2 separate regions of the Mus musculus genome follow, and region 2 is linked to region 1. A link is a loop called in an ENCODE intact Hi-C map of the cell type or tissue named here. Cell type or tissue: gastrocnemius. All regions are shown on one strand. Each heading gives the region's core, and the rest is flanking DNA. Links, peaks and the distances in the headings are about the cores only.

Region 1 (16,345 bases), core at 4,805-12,804:
AATGTTACTTTTTGCCGTATGTGATGAAGACCCCACTGTCGTTGCACGGAGACAACGGGAGAGCACTTCAGGGGTGCATTTGCTTTTTATTTTTGTCGCAGGGAAAATTAATTTCCTAAATTTTACATGCAAAAAGCAGCATTAGGAAAGATTTTAATTTCTAATAAAAACTTTATTACCTCCCCTTGGTTTCTCTTTTGTGATGTACAAAGACTATTCAGTCCTGAAGGAGCCTCTGGAAATGGTCTGTGTGCAGCCTCCTTTCCTGCCTGCTGGCTGGGACCTCCAGCCCTATCTGCTTCACTCCTGTGCTCCAGCCCTGAGCCGAACTCTTCCTCTTCCTCCTCCTCCTCCTCCTTCTCTTCCTCCTCTTCCTCCTCCTCCTCCTCTTCCTCTTCCTCCTGCCTCTCTGCTTTTGCCTTTACAACCTGTAAGAGCCTCACCGTGCCACACCCTCTGGCAGTAACCACTGAGACTATCCAGGACATTTGGGGGGGTCAATACCCACTAAGACTGAACTCACTCCTTAATAGCAGGCCAAGGCCTGTGTCCACTACAGACCATGTATGATCATTCACGACAACTTCAATCAGATTAAAAAAAATTTTTTTAAGGTTATTTATTTTTATTTTATGTGTATGGGTGTTTTGCCTGCATACATATATATGTGTGCTATATGCTTGGATATGCCCATGGATATCAGAAGAGGTTACCAGTTCCCTGGAACTGGAGTTACAAATGGTTGTGAGCCTCAGTGTAGGTAGTAGGAACTGAACCTGGGTCCTCTGCAAGATTAGCAAAAAGACTGGAGATGATTGGGACAGTAGAACCCTGTCCTCTGGGGAGAATTAAATGTCTACCTCTCATGCTCCTGTAACAAACCAAGTTCACTCTGGGCAACGAGTGAGTTTATTAGAATTACTTACAGAGTAGCGAATGGAACTATAGCTAAGGTCATGGATGGCCCTAAGGCAGCCACACTGGATGGTCTGCAGCCAGCATGCATGGTGTGTAACTGGAGCCCTCCCCCCCCACACCTTCTTCATCTATATCCCTTAGCCCTTCCCAGGGGACCCCCTTCCCCAGGCTGCCTGCAATTAGGGCAGAATTGCACACAGCTGGTAGAGAGAGCGGGCACTCAGGGGAGGGTCCCATTACCCTCCCTGCTCCCTCCTTCCAAAAGGGAATGTCAACAGTCAACAAGCCCTGCTGAGATGATCTTTGGTGGACAGGCCCAGCCAAACTCCTGAAGACGGTGGCAATTTGGCTCAGAGGATATTGCTACAACATGGCTATACTTTAAAACTTATCAGAAAAATAGTCCCAAGAATTTACTGAACACATTGAGAAAGGTTAGCCACAGTCCCCAGCAAACTGTCATCTGAGCACCCAGTGTCAGAGGACGTCCCTAGGGTTTCAGTCTAATTTGGTCCCTGCTGCTGACGTGGCTACTCAGATTTCTATGCATCCATTCATCCGTGTATCTGTGCAGGTCCATCGGGTCCCCAACCTCGCCTCTGCAATTCAACTCAACCCAGAGGCCTGGCTCAACCTTGTGACCCTGAAATTCTGTTCTGGAGAGACTACAGGCCCTTTAGCTGAGTTTCTTAATATCTTAATTAATTTTTTTTGAAATTTTATTTATTGTATTGTATGTATATGGTGCACCACATGTATGCCCACAGAAGGCACAAGAGGGCATCAGATCCTCTGGGATTAGAGTTATACATGGCTGTGGTGGGAGTTGGGAGTTAAACCAGAGTCTCCCGGAAGTGCATCCAGGACTCTTAACTGCTGAACCATCTCTCCAGCCCCATTCGTAATATCTCACATATAACACTATATAACACTACAGTGGCTCTGCGTTCTGCATCAGCCACCTTCCACCTTCAGTAAGGCGTCTTGAACTCCTTACTGAAAGTCTTGAAACTCCTTACAGCAGTCTTGAAAGCCTGCTGCAGCCTCTTTAATTCTTGTTGCCACCCTGACCTACATATATTCATATTTATAGATTAATTACCATATGGTGGGTGGTGTGTGATCTGAGAGTTCACATTAGTAATTAAGACTGGGATTAAAAAAAGGCCAATAGCCAGCTATCAAGGGAAATCGAGACTACTTGGCAAACTGCAGCCAAATGGACTCATGTAGTTTGTGAACTCAGTGTTATTAAACAATTCTGACACTGTGGAAAGACATAGGCACGTCCATCTGTGCTTCTGACACAGCATCCTCCAAACTGCACGTTAGTGGTCCCACGAACTCAGGACAGCTGGAAGTGTGCAGAACAATCTGACAGCCTGGCAGGCGGAGTCACCCTGCACCTTGAGAGAGGAGGCATCTGCCCTGCCTTCTGCAGTGTCCTTGGCTATAAACACAGGAGACAAAGCTCACCTTGGGTCAATGGTAGAACACTAGTTTCTCTCTGTTTGAACACTCACATTCACCTCAGGTTGGTGCTGTAGGTGATTCAAGGCCTTAAGTCTCCATAATCATGTGACCTGACACCCATCCTGTCATTGTCCTTCCTGTCATAAGAGAGTTTTATCCCATTTCCTTCAGGCTACTCTCCATGTCCACTCTGCCCTCTTATATCTCCCCACCCTGTCTCTCTAACTCTCTGTGACTCCCTCTAACCCAGTCTTCCACCCCTCCCTTCCTCTAGGTTTGCCCTGAAGGATGATGTCACTATTTTCTATGGCATTCTGCACTGATTCACTATAGAAAGAGACTGGGGGGTAGGGAGGAAGACTGGTGAGATGACTCAGTGGGTAAGAGCACTGACTGCTCTTCCAAAGGTCCTGAGTTCAAATTCCAGCAACCACATGGTGGCTCACAACCACCCATAAATGAGATCTGACGCCCTCTTCTGGTGTGTCTGAAGTCAGCTACAGTGTACTTATGTATAATAATAAATAACTGGAGCAAGCAGGAACTGAGTGAGTGGGGTGGACCAGAGTGAGCAGAGGTTCTAAAAATTGAATGCCCAACAACCACATAAAGGCTCACTGTACTCAAATACATAAAATAAATAAATCTTTTTTAAAAAAAGGTAAAGACTGGGGAAATGCTTCATTTTGTTTTGCAACACACCTCAACATAGGCTCATATCCTATGGCATAATACAGAAAATTAACTTTTAAACTATGTAGTTGTCGCTGTAAAGATTTTTAAAAAGCCACCGTCAGATGATTTTGCAGGATGGCTGGTTTGTTGTTTTCTCCCCAGGAAAATAATTTACAGTACCAGTTATGTTGAGCTCTGAAACAATTTACTCAAAGACAAGGTCACATCAAATCTGGAAACGACTTCCATTTGGGCACAGTCACTTGCAAACTGTTTGGGGGTGGGAAGGCTGAAGTGCAGGTGTGAAGCTCATGCAGAGAGGGTGGGAACCTCCTGAGGGACAGGCATGGGGAAAGGGGCCTGGCCAGCTAGGGGCAGGTATATCACTGAGAGCAGATGTGTCTCTGGAAGATGCTGATGGAGCCTCAGAGGCTGATGTGTCCCCTCTCCCTCAAGCTAATGGTGTTTAACTATCTGCTCAATGTTTGGCAGGGAGGCCAGGCGTTACCTGGAGTGGAGGAAGGAGGGCTGCAAGGAGAAGAGGTGAGGACCCTGTGTTGCTTAGGAACCGCCTAGCCTTTCCAGTGGTCCAGAAGGACCTGGTTCTCCATCCATCAGTCCAAAGCCCACATTAGTCTGGCCCTTCCCCGTCACCTCTGAGCCAGGGCTTTAGCTCCCACTTCTGACCCTGATCCCAGCCATTCACCCTGCTCTTTGCAAGAGAAGTCTTGGGACGGAATGGCCTCTGCTTCATTATATTTCCAGCAAGGTTGCAGCATTCCTGAGAGATTGACCATGGCCAGGTCAGCCTTTTGATTTTGCTTTGCTCCAAGCTATAGCTGGGCCACTTAGAAAATCCACATTTTAAAACTCACTGGGCAATTTATAAAACTCACTCAATTCTCCATTTCTGGTGCTGCAAACTGAGGCCCATCCTATCCAGCACACAGGCTTGCCTTGATGCAAGGCCACACATGTATTAAGAGTACAGTAGGTGTTAGTTCCTTTCCATTGCCACCCACTGCATCCACCTCACGCCCCTCACAAGGATGGGTTGGAGACTTAACTTCTGCCAGACAGCTCAGGCTGCAACTAAGGCATTCATCCCCAGTGTGGGCAGGGTCATCTGGCTTCTCTCAGCTGGTGTCTCTGTAACCCTGCATCTTGTAGGTTGGTAACAGTACTTGCAGTTGTTCTGATGCAGGAACATTTGGATACACCCCAAATGTCACGGTTGTTTTTATCTTAAGAAGCACAGATGGCGCTAGGTGGTGGTAGCACACGCCTTTCGTCCCAGAACTTGGGAGGCAGAGGCAGGTGGGTCTCTGAGTTCAAGGCCAGCCGGGTGTACAGAGCTAGTTCTAGATAGCTAGAGCTATACTGAGGAACCTGTCTCAAAGAAAGACAGAAAGACAGATAGACAGACAGAAAAAGAAAGAAAGGAAAAAGGAAGGAAAGAAAGAAACATGGATGGGGGAAGTGGCATCTTCTGGCAGGGCTCAGCTAGTACTGGGTTTGAAAACCTTGGCTGCAGAATTTGTGACTTGGACAGAGATAGAAGTCACAGCAGATCTAGAAACTGATGCCTAATTCTCATTCCCTAGTATTAAAAGACATCTCTATCCATACTGTTCTAGATAGAATGAATTATATACTAGCCACAGATGAAGACCATCGCTTTGATGGTCTTACACTTTAAGTTCAGGTTTAAAAGCACTCCAGCCATGAAAGGAACACAAATGGATTCTACAATACCAGACCTTGCCTGTCAAGTCCCATGCCTAGAGAAGCTAATGTCCATTCATCATGCAATATTCTCCCTGAACAAGAAATTATAAACCCAGAAGAAGAAAGAGACATCACAAGATTCCCTAGAGGACAGTCCCTGGAGCCCCGCTCACCCACCCGGCAGGTGCCAGGTTCCTGTCTGCAAGAGAGAACTGCAAACTTCTGAGAATGTGGAGATGCAAGAGAAGTGATGCTGGACAAGAGACACAGTTGTCCAGAAAACATGGATGCCTTGTAAGAGTCTCACGAGCCTTCTCTGCCCCTTTCCTCACTTGTCTTAGTTACTGTTCTATGGCTGTGAAGAGACACCGTAACCAAAGCAACGTATAAAAGGAAGCAGTTACCTGGGGACTTGCTTACGGTTTCAGAGGTGAGTCGGTGGCCACCATGGCAACCAGCGTGGTAGGCAGGCAGGCAGGCATGGTGCTGGAGCAGTAGCTGACCAGCTCACATCTGACCAACAAGCAAGAGGGAGAGAGAGAGAGAGAGAGAGAGAGAGAGAGAGAGAGAGAGAGAGAGAGAGAGAGAGAGAGAGAGAGAACGGTGTGAGATTTTGAAATCCCAAAGCCCACCCCGGGGAAAACACCTCTAAGACCGCACCTCCTAATCCTCAAATATATAAGCTTATGGGGCCCATTCTCATTCAAGCCACCACAATGCTCCATGAGAGTCTTAATGGGCTCCTTCTCCTGAGGGTTTTCGCGGGTGATTGCAGTTGTTTTGCTCCAAGACAGCAACTCTTTTGTCCAACCCAGAAGAGCGTGCGAGGCTGCACTCTTCCAGGCTCAGCAATTCACCCTGGAAATGTTAGAGAGAAAAGGTTGTGTAGCGTTAAGTTCAAGCCGCTCTGAGTGTATCCCCAAGCTGTCTGCATTTTATAGTTGTATTGACACTGGGGCCTTTGATGCCACAAAGCCTTGTTCTTGGCAGCGCAGTTGAGAAGAGGAAGCAATATGTGAAATCTCCCCAGGGTGATAGAAGTGAGAGGCTGGCTTTTCCCCTTTTAATAACCTCGTGTGATTGGACTAAGGAGAGGTTGCTGAGTGAATTCAGGGAAGGATTTGAACTTTTTGAAGAGCTGCCAACACCCTAGCTCAGCATTGGAGGCAGATCTGGAAACAGTACAAGCAACATTGGTTTAGTTTTTTTTAAGGTGGACTGGGAGTGTAGCTCGGTGGTCCAGCTTGAACAAGGCTCTGTCTCTCTGTCTCTGTCTGTCTGTCTGTCTGTCTGTCTGTCTGTCTGTCTCTCTCTCTCTCTCTCTCTCTCTCTCACACACACACACACACACACGGCTTCTCTTTGGGTAAATTTGGCTGACTTTTAAAAGAAGCTACACAGGAAAGTAAAGCAGACACAGAAAACACAAATCCAAATAGGTCTGAGGACGGCCACAGTCACTGGGTGGGAGCGGTGGGCTGCTGCGAACAAAGCATGAGCAAGTTTGGGGAAACCGAGAAGGGATTTTGTTTTTGTATTTGGATCATAAGTATGTTTCATTTGACTTAAGAAAATTCCTATAACTGCCAAATATTTTTAAAAAGGAAGGTAGTAAAGGAATGTTTAAGAAAAAGTATAAATAATGCAGGAAACAGCGTCCCCCCTCCTTCCCTGAGAGGTCCCTTGAGTTGCTGACGAACAGTCCTTAGACTTTATTGTTTGTAATACTGCAGTGTTGGTAGTTTAGTTAGGGAAGGTTCAGGGCCACACACTGTTTCAGAGAATACATTCCGAACCCAGATTGCACAGAGTAAATAATGCTGGCTGTGTGATGGTTAGTCTTCACTGCGAACATGATATTCCTAGGTGTTTCCATGACGTCATTGCTTGCAAGGCTTCATCAAGCAGAAACCCGCACCCCGTAGGTGGGCTCTGCCATCCTGTGCATTGGAGTCTTAGACTGGATATAAAGTGAAAAGTGGGCTGAGCACCCATATTCATCTCTCTGCTTCCTGACTGTGGATGTGGTGTGAGCAGCCACTTCACACTCCCAATGCCTTGACTCTCCTGCCATGACGAACTATACCCTCAAGCAGAAAGCCAAAATAAACTTACTTTCCTAACTTCCTTCCTTCCTTCCTTCTGGTGCCTTTGCGGGTACTTTATTACACTAATAAGAAAGTAACTAAGTGAGAGTATATAACCTTGGAAAACATACCGACTCTCCTCTATTTTCCCATCTGTGAAATGGAGACCTTCTTCGTCAGACTTTTCGTTGCTGCGACCCACGCACGGGAGAACAACGGACCAATAGGAAGCATTTATCCTGGCCCGCATGTACTTGACAGTTGTATTTGGGCCGGCTGTGAGGTCAGAGCTTCACAGCAGGGAACGTGTGCCCGGCAAAAATTGGGTACTTAAGGAAGGAGAGAGATGGGAGAGGGAGAGGGAGGAGAGGAAGGGGAGAGAGGGAGAGAGGGAGGGAGGGAGGGAGGGAGGGAGGGAGGGAGGGAGGGAGGGAGGGAGGGAGGGAGAGAGAGAAAGAGAGAGGGAGAGAGAGAGAGAGAGAGAGAGAGAGAGAGAGAGAGAGAATTGGCTTTACGGTTGCAGGAGTTCCTCCCTGTTACCCTTTATTCCATGTAGGTCCTCAGCCTATTGATGGTGTGACCCCCATTCAGAGCAAGCGCCTCCTAAGTTAATCTTCCCGGGAAGACCCTCACAGACCCTCCAAAGTATGCTTGCTAATCTGCTAGGTTCCTCTCAGTCCTATCAAGATGGACCATCCCAGAGCTAATAATCATAGCCTCATGAGGATCACGTGAGCATCTGAGATACTACTTAGAAGACGACATTAACGCCGGAAACTTCTGCATGTATTAACTTCAACAGTGAAATATAAGTTTAATGCACTTGACATTAAAAATCATAAACACTTAAAACCATCGAGGTGCTGAGAAGGCCTTTTCTAATTCTGTGGGGATGGTGGGAAAATGGGAAATCCCCTCTGAACATCTTCTGGATCCACTTTAAAGCTGATGGCTTTGCTTGAACCTTCTTTGTGCTTCCTTGCCTAGGCAGTGTGGTTGTTAGTATCAGGAATTGCAGGTCGCTTCCGAATCCAGCAATGATGGTGATGTCACCCATAGGCAACAGGGACCCACACATCTGTTGTCATGGCAATCACCATACATTCCCAGCGTCCATCTGGTTTAACTCCCACATTTACCTGTGAACAACCCCCCCCCCCCACACACACACACAATAAACCTCTCTCACATGGAACTGCATTGCCCTGGTGTGGTCTGTCCGGACACAAAGCCGCAATTCTATCACAACAGTGACGTTGCTGACATCTGTGCTAGGCAAGTGGTCTACACTGGGCTGCATCCCCGACATCTTCTCCACTGTTGTCATGGTGGAGAGTCCAACAGTCACAGCCAGTCGCAGCACTGCCAACCCTCCTCCAAGACATCCTTATCAGTACTCATCCTCTCTCTTGTCAAGCATCTCAGAATTGTGAGACGAGACTCCCTGCACCCTTTGTCCATTTGAAATTTAAAGTGGTGTCCAGCCCTCTAAGAACAATTTAACAGATTTTCTAAATACCACAATAGTAGCATTATGCCAGTACATGCCAAGAGGCTTGACACCGAAAGGTAACTCAGCACACTGGAATATTAATACCACAAAACACCAGAGAAGGTAGGGGTTGAAATCCGTGCTCCAGAGCACCAAAGGTCAGCTTGTGCAGTTGCTGGGGCGAATCATGAAGAGCTTCGTATTGCTCACAGGACCCCCGTGAGTCCTTCCTTGTTGTCTAAGCAGCCACCTTAAGAACACATGGTGCCTGGTGAAGGGTGATCTTCGGGCCACGGGCAGCAGCAGACTCGTGCACATTTAGAAACCCAGTTCTCACTTCAGAGTACCTGAACCAAGAGTCTCCAACATGCTTTTCTCTAACGCCTCCACTCCAGGAGAATTTTAGGCAGGTAAAATGGGAAACCCTGTTTTAGTGAAAGGAATGAAGGAATGTTTCTCTGAGACTCAAGACAGGTGTTTCTCTAGTTCTATTTTCTTTTGACCTACAAGGCCCAGCAACCTGCTGAATCTGTTCCCTGGACTCCCAATCCTTGCCTTTCTCCCGCATCCGACCAGCATGCAATATAAAGATGTGACACAAGGGGGCGCTGATGCTCCAGATGCTTAACTAGACCAGCCTTTGGGCCATTACCACTTACGGCAGGAGAGGGAACAAGTACATTTGTCAGAGACAAGAAGTATGGCTCCCCATCACGAGAATTCTTTAGGGATAGCACACAATGCAATAACAGTCTCATCGTTTAGCTATGAGTATTTGTGTGTGTGTGTGCGCGCGCGCGCGCAAATTTCCTCATATCACGAATCCAACTAACCCGCCTTGAAAATTAGAAGTGTTATTTACTGAATCCGCATCAACATGTAACGGTTATTAATATTCGGTTTCACATTGTGACTAATTGGCCACAGAGAAGAGTGGGTAGAGCATGGGGCAGAAAGCCAAAGACGGGAGTTTTGAGAAGCAAAGGTGTGGAAGAACAGAAAGGGAGAGAAGGAGAGCGCTGTAGCAGGCTCAGAACCCAACCAAAGGCGGGCAAAGTCAAGAGCAATGGCCCGCCACCTATTCCACATCACAGCCCCCACAGGGATCTGAGAAGCGGTGGGTCTTCACCCACACAATAGATGTGTTTCTATATTGGTGGGCTCTGCGCCACCAATCCAAACAGCACAACAAAGCAAGTGGGAGGAGACAATGAGGCTTGAGGTGGAGAGACAACTGAAAGAACCACAAAGGCAGACAGCAAGCAGCAGAGAAGGGGCACAGCAGTCTCCAAACCGCCCCCCACCACCAAGGTTCATCTAAGCGCAATCCTGAGCTAAACAGAAGACAGGCAGAAGACAGGGAAAGTCTCTCCGTGCCTTTCCATTGCTCTAGCCTGTCCCCTCTCTCATCACACATACTTATTGGCTAGAACTGTATGTATAGATAGATGCCTGCTCTCTTGGCAGTCCACCCGGCGTACTCCCCTGGCCTAGGCTAGCAAAGCCCTTGGTTTTCTTTGTACAACGAAGAGACTCAATAGATGGAAATGGACGTTTTTATTTATTATTATTGTTGTTGTTGTATTGTTGCTGTTTTGTTTTTGGAGACAGGGTTTCTCTGTGTAGTCCTGGCTGTTCTGGAACTTACTCTGTAGGCTGGTCTCGAACTTAGAAATCCGCCTGTCTCTGCCTCTCAAGTGCTGGGATTTAAAGGTGTGTGCCACCACTGCCCAGCTGAAAATGGACATTTTAAATGAATATACTGTTGTCTCAGGAGTTGTTCAGAAGGCAGTAGACCCCGTTCACAGAGTGACAACAGGAGGGACCGCCATCAGGACAGAGCTTGTATGCTGCAGAAATGGAAAGAACATCTCTGCATTGTGGGAGGGTAGCTCTCACCCAGAGCAGGACCTCAGCCAGTCTCCTCCCTTCCCTGGGAGTGAGAGCTGGCTGCCCAGGAAAGCATCTCAATGTTGAATTCCACTGTGTTTGTTTGGTTATGAGAGAGGTCTCAGGAAGCCTAGGCTGGACTTGAACTCATTGCCAGCCAAGAATGAGCTGGGATTCTCTTGTTTCTACCTCCCACATGCTGTGTGTGGAGCTGTGGGTGGGGCTTCTTTATATGCAAGGCCAGCACTCTTTCAACTTCAATACATTTCCCGCCTAAGTCTCCCGACTTTAGCTCTTTAACAGAATAAACATGACTCCGGGGTTCACCTGAGGGTTTTTGTGTGAGATAAAGAGCTATAAGCAAAGGATGCGGTTGGGTCCGAAGCCAGGCTCATGTAAGGAATGGAGTTTCTGGATTAGGCTGGCCCCTTTACAGGAATCAGGGCTCCTAAGGTTTCTTAAACCGATGTTGTTTTCTTAGGGGTTATGTTTCTTAAGAATCTAGAGGTGGGGGACAGGGTTCCTCAGAGAACAGAGGCCCCGCTTTGGATGACTTAGAACAGACAATGTCCACATTCAGGAGATCAAGGTGGGCTGGGCAGGGGTGACTGACTAAGCAGAAAGGAACAGTTCAAGTGTGAAAGTTCTGGGCCAAATGACAAGCTTCCCTCCAACTGACCTGAGCCTTTTCAGAGAGATGGGCGGCCTGGGCTGTGGCTCGGATGCTGTTTTCCATTGAGGTGAACCTGAAGCCTGTGGCACTGGCTCTCTGACAAGCCCAGAAGAGAAGGCTCCTGGCCAGAGGCCTGGAATGAGCACCTCCCCTCCAGTCAGTCAGCAGAGTTGCTCATTAGCAGGCTCCACCCACGAGCGGGCTGCAGGTGCCTGCATACTTTCTGCTCGCCCACCATGTACAGGCAAGCTGATGCCCTCTGAGGGTTTCTGGAACAAAGAAGACAAGAAAATGAACCTGGTAAGTTTCCTCGGCACCTGCTTATCTGTCCTGCTGCAAAGCAGGGCTCATTTGTTGCCTGGAAAACTTAAGACCATATGGTGCTTGTCGAAGGGTGATCTTTGGGCCACCGGCAGCAGCAGACTCGTGCACATTTAGAAACCCAGTTTCTAACCCAGTACTTCAGAGTACCTGAACCGAGAGTCTCCAACCTGCTTTTCTCTAACGCCTCCACTCCAGGAGAATTTTAGGCAGGTAAAATGGGAAACCCTGTTTTAGTGAAAGGAATGAAGGAATGTTTCTCTGAGACTCAAGACAGGTGTTTCTTTAGTTCTATTTTCTTTTGACCTACAAGGCCCAGTGCTATCATCTGTTGGTGGACTGGTCTCTCTCTCTCTCTCTCTCTCTCTCTCTCTCTCTCTCTCTCTCTCTCTCTCTCTCTCTCTTCAGTCCTAGAGCTAAATCTGGCCCATTGCTTGTTTATTTTTTAAAGATTTATTTATTCATTATATATAAGTACACTGTCTTCAGACACTCCAGAAGAAGGCATCAGATCTCATTACAGATGGTTGTGAGCCACCATGTGGTTGCTGGGATTTGAACTCAGGACCCCTGGAAGAGCAGCCAGTGCTCTTAACTGCTGAGCCATCTCTCCAGCTCCCTACTGCTTGTTTTTCAAATAAAGTTTTATTGGTTCCAGCCCCAGCCATTTGTTATGTATTAGTATAAATGAAATGGGTAGCTTGTGGGCTACAAGGGCAGAGTTGAGCTGTGAGATACTGCAGGGTTTTTGGAAGTTCCCTTTGTGGTTTAATAATAAAGACACAGACATCTGTATAGTATATGGTCATTGGCCTGTTTGCTCAGGCAGTCCCTCAGCTAGCCCATCTAACTCAACTCCCCGCCATTGTGTCTATCTCTCCACGTAGCTCTCTCTCTCTCTCTCTCTCTCTCTCTCTCTCTCTCTCTCTCTCTCTCTCTCTGTGTGTGTGTGTGTGTGTGTGTGTGAGAGAGAGAGAGAGAGAGAGACCTCCCTATCCTGCTCCTGTTCTTCTTCTGTCACCCCTTTGCCTGTCTTTCTGCTTGGTAGGTCTGCTCCAGCCACCAGCACTTTATTATGCAAAAGAGCCACACCACGCTCCTTACTCTACCAGTCTGACCCAATCAGCAGAGGACAAGGCCCAGTCCATATCTTGGTGTTAGCTTTTGGCACCAAGGGCCTCCCCTATGGCAGGCAGCCTGCCTTCTCTTTTTGAGCAGGTGAGGAAGCGACATTTACAAATCCAGCTAGCCTGGTCTCACCCCACCCCACCCCCCACCCCCAAAAACACACTCAGCAATTAACAAGTAAGAATACAGGCAGGGACACACCTTCTTAGCCAGTTGATAACAGTATGTGTAGATTATCCCAACAGTGAGCATTGCTTTTATTATGTAGCTTAAAATATTTCCTGTCTTGCCCCTCACAAACTTGGCCTGTCCCCCAAGTTAGATGACTTCTAAGTATTTTATTATAGTGCCAGGGAAGTGTTAGTGATGGGGGGGTGGGGTGGGGGTGGGGGGATAGACAGGGGTTGATCTGATGTACATCACAATAGGGCCTTTTTATTTGAGCTAGCTCTAAGCCCTCCCCCCACCTCCCCCCCACCACCACTCCCTTACCCTTCTACCTCCTCGAATCACTGTCACAAAGGACTGTTTTCGTGGTGGGGGAGCCCCAAATATCTACTGGGGCAAGGCTTTATAGAAAGCTACAAGCAAGGTGTGTGTGTGTGTGTGTGTGTGTGTTTAAGTATCTAATTGGAGAGCCACCATGCTGGAAATCATATCATAAACTTAATTTCTGTTTCTCTCCGAATTGGTGGTCGTTAGGCGGGGGTGGGCTTGCAACTTGGAGGTGCAGATCTGTTGGGGGAGATAACCTGGAGATGTTGGTCTTGCTGGGAGTTAGCCTAGAGACTGGAGCTAGGCTCTGGCTCTGTTGGCGGCAACTTGGAAACTAATGCTAGCTACCGGCCTGTTAGTTTACCTGAGTTTAAACTTAGGTCAGGTTCTCTAAAATGGAGTTTGATTTGGCCTCTCACTATGAAGAGTGTGAACACACCCTCTAGTTTACTGGCTCACAGCTGACTTTGTTACACTGCTTCGGCAATCCTTGGTCTCCCCTGGCTTGGCTGCGAGGCCACATCTGACGTGTGGGTTATGATCATGTTTGCCTGTGTTACTTTCCCGAATCCTCAAGGCTGCCTTTGCTGAGAACACTAACTCTTCATTGAACTTGCAGATATCCAATGGGTGACGGGACAGCGATGAAAATGTGTGGCTTCTCTGTCTTCAGCCTGCGTCTGTCTTAACCACCAGGCCAGGATCTACTCAATTCCACACGCAGACACGTTGACAATCAAGAATTTTTTCATATACTGTGAACTTGACCTAGCTTCTCTACTCCTTATTCCAATGCTAAAGATACCTACCTGCAGCCGTGACTAGAGCGAGAAGGCCGCGAAAAGTGGTAGCAACCTAGTTCCTGGTTACTACTGCCAGTCCCAGGGAAGACCCGGAAGTCCCTCCCCTTTCTTAGCCCATCTCTATCCCTCAGGATTCCTATGCGCTATCTGAACCGCCTCAACTCTCTTCTGTTCCTGAAGTTAGTTCAGGAGCAGAAGGTCCGCACCTCTGTTGTTGGGTCACTGGACATAGCTCCTGTACCTGGACTCCCGGCATAAGGACTTTGTTAGTCTTGGGTCTCTTAGACTTTTACATGGATGCTGCAGCTGCGTCTGTCGTTTCTTTTGCTGAGGAGATGGCTAGGGTGAGGGATCGGAGCAGTCCAAGTGTTGGGGTTTATGGACTGAGAACTAAGTGACTAGAGGTAAACCTCAGGAAACCAAACCGAAGCGGGATGGGAGAGAGGGCAGAATTCCAGGCTCAGAGTCTGTACTTAGTTGAGAGTTCTCTAGTCTCAAACTCAGGTAGACTAAGCACCTTATCGAGACATTGCCCCGTTTCAAGCTCCCAGGCTATAAAATGTATTCGTCTGCTTTACAAAATGCCCCGTGAACTCACTAAGAAATGCAGAGCAGATGCTGATCTCTGAATTAGTCCCTGATGATGCGCTAATGGAGAAGGGGAGAAAAGGGCCCTTCTTAAGTAGAAAGAGGCACTTTACCCGCACCTCTTACATTATAGAAGGACTTTAATGCATTGGTCTCTCGAATACTGAGAATTTTAATGAAATAAATTCCCAAACTTCTAAGCCGCCAAGAGCACAGGCCACGCACGCACCCTGTTTTCCACACCGATCTTGCTCATTTAACCCCATCTTGTTGCATCCACACTCCTTACTACTTGGTCACCAGCCTTTGTTCCCTGGAGACTGTAGCACCTGGTCCTCCGTTCTTCAGGGTGTACACTGACAGCCTTATCTTCAATGTCAGTCTCCTCCGCTCTGCTTTGAACTCTCTGTCTCATATGGATCCGGGAGGGACCCACCATCTCTAGAAAGAATCCAAATTAAAATAAAACCCAAGAGTGTTCCCTTACTGACCTCTGTCCCCGATCCACACCGCACACTTTACAAAACCATTGCAAACTCTCCCAAGGACATCAGCTTGATACAGTTACCAGCCCAGGGAAACCAGAGCCTAAAGACTGTGGTCATGACATAAGCTAAGATAGTCCCAGCATCATCAAAAGACTAAGGGCAGAGTCAGCAGCATGGGAACTCTTGGGGTGTCAGGAAGGAAGGTGCTCCAGTTTGCTGCCCCGTTGTAACAAGTGATCAAACGCCACTTAAGGGAACAAAGGTTTTATTTCACCATACTCTTTATAGCCCATCATCCAGGGAAGCCAGGACATGGTCTTGAGATAGGAACTGACGCAGAGACCTTGGAAGAATGCTGCTTACTGGCTTGCTCCCCTGATCCTGCTCAGTCAGCTTTCATATAGATTGCAGGCCCACCTGCTCAGGGGTGGTACCAACCACAGTGGGCTGGGCCCTCTTATATCAGTGGTCAATCATGCCCACAGACTTGCCCAAAGGGCCAATCTGATGGAGGAAATTCTTCAACTCAGGTTCTATCTTTTCAGGCCAAGTTCACAGTGGAGACTGACCACCACATGTGAGTTTATTTTGCCTCACCAGTTCAGGTCACAGTTCACGGTGGCCCCATGGTGTCCACAGTCAGGAAGCAAAGAGAGATGGATGCTTGTGCTCAACCCAACCTCTCCTTTTTATCCAGCCTTGGATCACAGCCCACTTCATGGTGAGTCTTCCCCCCTCAGTGAAACCTCCTGAAGACACTGTCACAGACATGTCTAGAGGTGCATGGATTCTAAACCGCGGACTACAGGAGGCCACTGAAGAGCTGATGATGATGCCGGGGGGTGGGAGGTGGGAGGTGTGTGTGTGGGTGATTGGGTACTAAATGAGTATCACTAGCAAAAAAATTATTTGTACATTTAAGTTTGAATGGTATTTTGAAGGCAAATGAGTTAATCAATTTGTAAAAAACAAAAACAAAAAAACCCCATAATTTTATCAAATCACATCTTAAAATTGGCTAAAAGATTCCCAGCCCGTGGAAAGTGGAGGCGGGAGGACCAGGAGTTCAAGGCCACCCTTGGCTACATGGTGTAAGTTTGAAGCTGGACTGACCTGCATGAGACCTTGCCTTAAAAACAAACAAACGAACAAACAACCCTCCCACAGAAAGACAATAATGACTCTAATCACCAGCTCTCCCAAACTGGCTAAACGCCAAAGCAGCTCAGAAGCCTGGGCGCCTGTCTCCAGCAGGCAGAGAAGCCCCACCCTTGTTTCTGCTGGGGCTTAATGTCTGGCAAGCAAACTGCCTGTTCCGGTAGGTTCTTTTCTCCCATCCTCTCGGGTGATGGTGATGACTTCACACTTTCTCCTGTCTCCTTAGACGCCAGCCTCCTCTCTGCAGACCCATTCTCAATGACCCAAGTTCCTGTTCTCTTTGATAACTGCCAGAAACTTCCCCTCAGCTCCCACCCCTCCTGTGTAGTGTCCCAATGCCCTGTCATGGTGGAGGAGCAATCCATTTGCTGGTGTACTAGGACCTGCTCAGGACACCGTGACAGCATTCTTCCTTCTATCAGCTCATT
Region 2 (8,000 bases), core at 1-8,000, 390 kb after region 1:
CTTACATAGAGGTTGTTTTAGTATAATGATTCCTAACTTTCGAAATTTAGTCTTTTAAAATCAATATATGCTTCAAAGTTAATAATCAGGTAAAAATCACACAATGGTTATTAAAGTAAAAATTATTTAGAAAGGAATATATATATATATATATATATATATATATATATATATATACACACATTGCTTAAATCTTTCTGGTTCTATAAGCCAAATCTAAGTCTTCACAGTGCCCCCTTTTAAATGTTGGAATATTTTATAGTAATCTGATATATGGCTATCCTCATTAACATACTAAATATTTTAGAACTTAAAATATATTTCCAAACATTGTTATACATGGTCTAAAATTAACCTGTGATGATCAGTGGAGGTCGCGCTAATACTTAATACCCGACAAATTAATTTCCTGTGTGGTTATTCCTGGGAGTTAAGTCCTATAAGGTTGCTATGAACAATGAACCAGACAAAGCTAGTTCTAGGAAAAGCAGGGCTAGGCTTCAACTGGTCAGGTCGTGACCTCACTTTGTGTTTGTGTTAAAATGACGATATGATAATTTACTAAGAGGCTGCTATGTAATTGGTGGGACCTATAATAAAGAAAGAACATATAGCCTCTTATAAAATTGTTAACAATTTCAAGATGTGAGACAGTAGATTAGAAAAGACAGGAGATAGGCCTGAGACCACACAGGCTGTATGTCCCCATAGATGCTCTCATTACCAGAGAGGCCCTGGCTACGCAGGACCTTACAAGGATGCCACCAGTTCATAAATGTCCCAAATTTATTTCTGTCACTATAAAAATGAAACACGGCTTTAATGGTCTTTGGTAGTGACATGCCTAGAGCACAGCAGATGGAAGCTCTCGGTCATTAAGGAACAGAAAATGTGGCAAGTGCAACTCTCAGAGATAGTCTCCTTCACTGCATCTGAGGGACACATTTCTGCACTGGCTAGAAATCTACAGAGATCTAGTGCATGACGGAGCTCAACCCCACTCAGACGGGTTACACCTCTCTGACTCCACTCAGACGGGTTACACCTCTCTGGATGTTCAGAACTTGAGCCAGGTCCCTAATAGGTTGACCTTGTTGCCTCATGGAGGCAGGAGTTAAAACTCCTTTTAGGTTTTTCTAAGTCAGTCGATCTATTTTCTTTCCTGGCATGAAGAGAGATTATACATGTTGGCTTAACAGGTAATATTTCAAGAGTAGAGGTACTAATATTTACAATTTGCCCATCAAAAACCTTTCCAAGCTGTTTAGAGCTGTTTCTGTCTAAAGTTTCTCATGCGTCAGAAGCATGCTTTGGTTGCAAATTGGTATTCCTAGTCTGACGCCTCACAGTGATTTAATATCATATCAAGGCAGACAGCTGTCAAATAGCCCAAGGGCAGCAACGCTCTAATGCGGAACCCATCATGTGCCTGGACAGAATTTTACATTTAATCACTGACTATACTCCTCAGGGCTAGAATATAGAACCTTGCAGCAGGATGTGCCTCATAAAAACACCCAGGAAGATGCTCCTGACTCAACTGTCAGAAGGCTACAGAGTATACAAGAGCTTAGAAGCAGGGAGGGGCAGGGTGTAGGAATAACCAATGCGAACATCAAGTGATCTCTTAGAAAGACGGAAAAGCAGACTTGCATTACCTCCTCTAACATGGTCCCTCCTAGAGACATGCCTACAACACAGTGTCCAAGTCTCTCCACTGGGTAAAGCCAGTAAGTTCACCTTTGCTAGGCAGCTGTGGCTGGTGAAGACATGAAGAGGTAGAACGATGTAGAAACAGGCAGAACTCCTAATGGTCCAGGACAGAAGGACACCGTGACTTCCCTTGACTATGAGTTCAGACAGAAACAATCTAGATACGGAATGTGCCAGGCAGAGACGTTTCTTCATCACTAGGGGCTTCCTTTTATCAGCCCTATCCTCAGCCTCCACATTAGAGTGAGGTGCTTAAGACATGCCTGGCCAGCAGCAGTCTTCTGACCTGCAGAACTAGCCTAAAACTTTAAGACTGAGGCTAGAAGACACTCACTGAGTAACACCACTTGTCTCGGTTTCCAAGTACTGCTGAGCACCTAGCCTTACCTCTGAACCTTTATACATTTGAAAAAGATTTAGTTAATTTTAAATTATGTATATGTGTGTATTTCTGTGTATCCCCGAGCACAGGTGTCCATGGAGGCCAGTATAGGGAGTCAGGTTCCTTGGAATTGGAGTGATAGCTCACAGGTGGCTGTGAGCCACCGATTGTGGGTGCTGGTATCACAACTCTGGTCCTTCACAATAGCAGTGCTTTTGCTTAGTGGCTGAGCCATCTTTCCAGCCCATCCTCTGTATCTCTGTAATAAGGTTTATGTCGCTCATTTACATTTTCATTTAAAGTTTTATCATCCAGTTCTTGATACAAGTTCTTGAGGTTGACATAACAGATTCTACCTCAATCTGAATATAAATTTTAATACCCCTCAAAATGTCATTTCAGGGGTTTAAACACACTTGATACCACTTTACACCAGAATGATGCTGTCAGAATGTTCTGGTGTTCAGTGTCTCACTCTGCAGGAACTATCAGTTCCTTAGCTTCCTGGCGGCCCAGGTAAGAGGATTCCAAATGAGTTAACACTTATGAATTCCTTTGGGGGTGGGGGTTACCTCCATAAGAAGCACCATCTTGTAATCTGGATCCCATGATTTGTAAATTCGATACAAACAAGTAACGTAAGTGATGATCAGGTACAAGGCACAGGCAATCTCCACTAATGGGAAATGCAAATCACACCCTCGTACAGAGTCAGTTATAGGCATCAAGGCTACAGAGCATGTGATAAAATTAGCAATGATTTACATGAACTGGCATCATCTCTTTAGAAAACCGTATACACTGCAAATCCCATCACATTTATAGCTCTCTTTCTTCAAAAAAGAACTTTAAAACATTAAAATAATGATAAAAGATACATAGATCCATTCATTACCATAGGTGATTCTTTCCACAGATTGCACTACTGTAATAGAAATGAATATTTTGATATAGATAGATTTTAGCTAAATCAAGACTAGGATAATAAAGAGGGCTGGGCATGGTGGACACCCCTTTAATCATAGTCCTTGAGATGCAGAGACAGGGGGATCTTTGTGAGTTCCAAGGCAGCCAGGGCTAAATAGAGACCCTGACTTTAAAAGAAAAAAGTGGTGGAGGTGGGGAGGGGAATGAAAAGAGACCTGAGTGATGGTTAATCCCAACTGTCAACCTGAGGGGATCTAGACTAGCAGCACTGGGAGACAGGCCTCTGGGAGTGCCTGTGGGAAATGATGGTCAATAGGAAATCTGAGGTTGGAATACTCTCCCACCACAGGGCACCATTCCCTGGGGAGATCCTGGATGCAGGAAAAGAAGGAAGCGAGCTGAGCACAAGTCTGTCGCTCTCTGCTTGCCAAACTTCTACAGCTATGGCTTCCTTGACATGGCAGACTGGAGTCTCGAACTGTGGGCTCAAACCACCTTTTCCTTTAAGTTTTCCCCCTTTCAGGGCTTTTATCAAAGTGACAGAAAAGTAAGTAAGACAACCTGGAAGTAACCTAATGTCTGCTTAACAATGGGACCAATTACTGTGTAAGATAAATGGAAATGAGGCTGTTATGCTGCCTTTAAAGTATAGCTCTAAAAATGACCCCAATCATTTATTTGTATCTAAAATTTTAATTATTTTATTATTTAAATATAATTATATAAATATATTATTTTAATTATTTTATTATTATTTAATTATTTTAATTATTATGTATAAGTTTTTAATAAGTATATAGAAATAGGTCCTAGCATGAGGTTCTGATATGCCAATACATCACAGAGGTTTACCACATTATTAAGCAATCTATCCCTCATAATATCAATTCTTTGTGACAAGAACACTCAAAATCCTTTCTTCTTATCATTGCTGCCTTTTGGGGAGGGGCAGTTGCTGGGCAAGTGTTACCGGCTCCACTTCACTTCCTTGATGTAAGCAATTCTACTGCATGAGCAGAGACGCCACCCCCACTCCTTACTGGCATTTGGTTTTAACTGAGGAACGAAGCCCCAGTGAAGGGCGGCTGGTTGTACCTCACACTCCTGTAGGTCGGTCTGTTTAGAGTCCACATACTAACGCGATAGTGTAGCATCTGGTTCTCTGTATCTGGCTTATTTCATATAAACACTGCCATATTTAACAGTTCTGTAAAGATGAATTCCCACCAAACAAGGGCATTTTGTAAACAGTCCTTGTTAACAGATACGCTAAGGGGATTTTAAGTAAATTCTAAAACATTATCGCTTTCATGTGGGCAGAGTACTGTGTGGCTAGATATGAAGGGATTATATATCTTGAAAATTAAAATATACCTTGCTGTGGCCAAAGCTTATCATTATATGGTTGCAGAGCAATGTATGAAGTATTGACTTTGCAGCAAAAACCATACCATATAAACACAAACCAGCACATACAATCTTACACACTACCTCAGCATTGTACAAGTGGAGGCTAAATCTCCAGTGATTATTGAGGACAAATGGTACTTCATAGTCTATATTATAAAGTTTGAGTCATGTTTAAATGCAGTATATAGCAGCCCTCAGTATCTTTGAGAGGCTAGTTCCAGAATTACCTGCAGGTACCATAAAATGCTTGTTTCCATGAAGATAATGCTGGATATAAGTGCTTTAAACCATCTCCAGATGGCCCATCACCCCCCCCCCCCCCCCGGTATAAGGCAAATGTTGGGGAGTCAGCCACTGCTGTACACTGTAGTTACAGAGTAACAGCAAGGAGCAAAGTATGTGCTCAGTGGAGCCCCCACCTGGCAAGTTCTTATCTGGGGCTGGTTGAGGCCATGAATGTAGAACTAGAGACATAGAAAGCCAGATGCACATAGAAGATCTGGAAATAAAAACGGGCACAAACCAAACAGTAGGATGGTGAGACGACAGCTCAGTGGGTAGAACACCTGATGACTTGGGTTGGATTCCTAGAAAGAGAACTCACTCCTGAAAGCTGTCCTCTGACCTCCACATAGTCATAAAGAGGTATATGTGTATAGATACCACACACACACACACACACACACACACACACACACACACACACACAAAAAAAGCAAGTAGCAAAATATAAACAATACAAATTTCAATGCATATAGTCACACTAACACTTCAGTAATAATATCCAACTAAAAACATAAAACAAAAATATCTTGAAGAAATTCAATATTTACCCCATATTTACCCAAACCATGGTAAGCTATACAATCCCAAACCTCTATTAATAAAAACCTGTATAATTATTATAGTTACATTTTAAAACCTTCAACATAGAAAATAATTTTAAAAGGAAAATTGGAAAGCAATATAGAAAACAGTCTTTGAACTAAACTTATCAAAAGATTATCTTCAAAGTTAGGCAAGTTATCAGCCGCTAAGCATGGAAACCTGACCCCACAATGGTACTGAGGTGAAACCAGGCACCTACTGCTTGAACCCTTGCTCTCTTCAAACAGCTGTCCTTGGACTCACCAGGGCATCATGACTCCATGGCTTCTGAAAACCTTGCCATTCCCTGTGTTTGGGAAGCAGAGGGCTGCCTTCAAAGCCTGCAGCCTGCACACTCCATTGTCCCTCCCCCTCAGATGGGGGTTGCTGTCACCTCTCAAGCCCTTATTGTTTTACTGGTGTAGACAGTATAATGGCCCACAACACGACATGAAGCTTGCAAGTGCCTCTGCCTCACTGTCTACAGGACTAAGAGAGCAGAGGTTTCTTTCTTCCTTGTGAGCACTTTGCATTAGAAGGCCATGGCTCCTGAGGTGGGACTGGCCTCTTCTGTGGTGGGGTGGTCCAAGTCAGACACACATGGCCTCTTGCCTCTGCTAATCTTCTTGTAGCTTTCTTCTTTCCTGCTGTACTCATTTACATTTTGGGAAACAATCTCTAAGCTGCAGAAAAACAGTTCAGGTAACCATGGTTCTTGACCAATGGAAGGTAAAAGTGAGTAAGATGTGGCAGGTCTCAGGACACTCTGAGCACCCAAATGGGCAAACTTTATCACGACCACAGAACTGCGACCCAAAACAGACATCTGATGTTGCTCTTTGAGCCCAACTGAGTTGCACCAGTGTCTTAACAAAGTCCTTCAAGCAAAAGGACCTTGTCCCAATCTTCTGTGTAGCTGTCACATTCTAGAATGTGCATCTACTTGGGGTTGCCTAATGTTGGCTCATGATTAAACTTAGTTACAGATGTTAGGTAGAAGTCACAGAGGTAAGCCTGTGGTGTCAGTCAGTCCCAGCAGGCGGCCACAACTCACTTCACTGGCTTCTGACAATGTTCACTCCGACTCGTGGCCAGGCTTCTTCTGCACCACATGACTCTTTTCTACGTTGTAATAAGTATATTGTGGGGAAAGCTTCAGCCACATCTGGTCAGTTCTAGTTCTTTGGTAGGTAAGCAGTCAGTAGGTAATTATATTCTCTCAGGTCACATCTGACAATGAAGCACCGAGCCAGAACCCACAGGGTTAGGTTCCCAGGAGCCACTCTTGGCCAGATTTTTTGTCAACTATCAATAAGTAAGTACCTTGTACTCTGTGATTCTGTTTTAAGACACCTTGTTTAATATATCTAATTGATTGATTCACCCGGAACTCACGGCCAACAGTTCTCTCTTGGGCCTTCACAATAAAGGATTCCCACCACACGCTACTCCCTCCATAAACCACTTCACGGCCTTCCAGCACTTAGGAGCAATAGACAGCACTTAAGCACTGTGTCTGGAGGTCATTTTAAAGAGCCAATTCCTAACCAGCTCACAAAAATTTGAAAAATGCAGCATTAAGTAGAGTGCAAAGAGAACACTTGTTTACAGCATGAAGACTGGAAAGAGGCGGAGAGGCACTGTTTTGACCTCAGCTAAGAGCATGTGCATGAGCGACCCAAATTGTTCACCATTCCAAGAATGATTTATGGCAAATGTGCTCTGAGGATAGATAGATTGAGTCACAGGATTTTCTAGTAGGTGAATCTGCAAATACAGCACCTGCATGAAATGAAGATGGCCGACAGCATGCGTCTGGAGCACACAGATTACTCACTCTACAATCAAGAGTAGCAATATGGACTGTAGGGTTCCTGCTTTATTCATTTGGTTAGCATTTATTAACATACAGACATTTATACATACATACATACATACACACACACACACACACAAGCCTACCTGTCTGTAGTGTATGTGCATATGTGTGTATGCATGTGTGTGCATGCACATGAAGGGCAGAAAACAACCTCTGGTGTGGTTCTTCTTTGTGGTGTCCACCTTTTTGAGGCAGAGCCTCTCATTGGTCTGGAACTCTCCAATAGGCTAGGTTAGCGGGTCACTGAGCCCCAGGGGCTTGCCTGCTTCTCTCCCCAGTGCTGGGATGACAAGCACATATGACTACACTGGACTTTAGGGCTCACTGTCAGGCCCTCATGCTTGCACTGTACTGACTGACCATCTATCTGTCCAGCCCCTTGCACTGTGCTGACAGACCATCCATCTCCCCAGCCCCTTAGTATGTTTATTTTGATGTTCAAATTGTCCTAGATTTTGCCCATGGGACCCTTCGAGTTGTTCTTACTTTCCTGGCTCATGGATAAATGGACAATGAATAAATATAAGATACTGGCAAAGAGGCCTGGGCACACGGTCCTTAGTGTCTATTTCCTACACATGGCATTCCTGATATTCTACTTCTAATTTAAAAACAGAGTTCAAAATGTTTGCTATCAAACCAGACTACCCCTTTAGAGAGGCATCTGGGGGACTGAAAGGTCACACATACCTCTGCACCCGGTACACACGAGTCCACGGGGGCACAAGGGCTAGGATCCGAGCCACCAGCTCAATCAGGTCACTGGGAGAATAGCTCCTGTACCTTCCTGATTTCCACAGCTCATACAGACCAGTTCCACGG

Evidence for each region. Peaks named below come from ENCODE experiments on the same cell type or tissue, not always from the same donor. Only the 100,000 strongest peaks of a DNase experiment are listed, where the experiment ranks them.
Region 2: it touches region 1 in a loop (2.4-fold over the local background); 5 of 42 quality-filtered maps call a loop at or near these places.

Annotation. Positions count from the first base shown.
Region 1 is chr14:65,161,199-65,177,543 of GRCm38, forward strand. Gm30008 (a long non-coding RNA gene) reads right to left here and starts at 13,820. Exons shown (of 3, transcript XR_874722.3): 1 at 13,690-13,820; 2 at 10,943-11,205; 3 at 10,081-10,107. It overlaps Gm41177 (predicted gene, 41177), which reads left to right and starts at 11,119. Exons shown (of 3, transcript NR_166862.1): 1 at 11,119-11,236; 2 at 15,305-15,480. In gastrocnemius, for the core only: a CTCF peak has its summit at 8,984 (motif pointing right); DNase peaks (open chromatin) are centred at 5,908, 8,973, 9,349 and 11,066; H3K4me3 peaks cover 543 bases.
Region 2 is chr14:65,552,253-65,560,252 of GRCm38, forward strand. Elp3 (elongator acetyltransferase complex subunit 3) reads right to left here. Exons shown (of 15, transcript NM_001253812.1): 10 at 7,869-8,000. Among named protein-coding and RNA genes, the nearest start is that of Elp3, 37 kb to the right of the region's middle. In gastrocnemius, for the core only: a CTCF peak has its summit at 4,881; a DNase peak (open chromatin) is centred at 4,854; H3K27ac peaks cover 751 bases.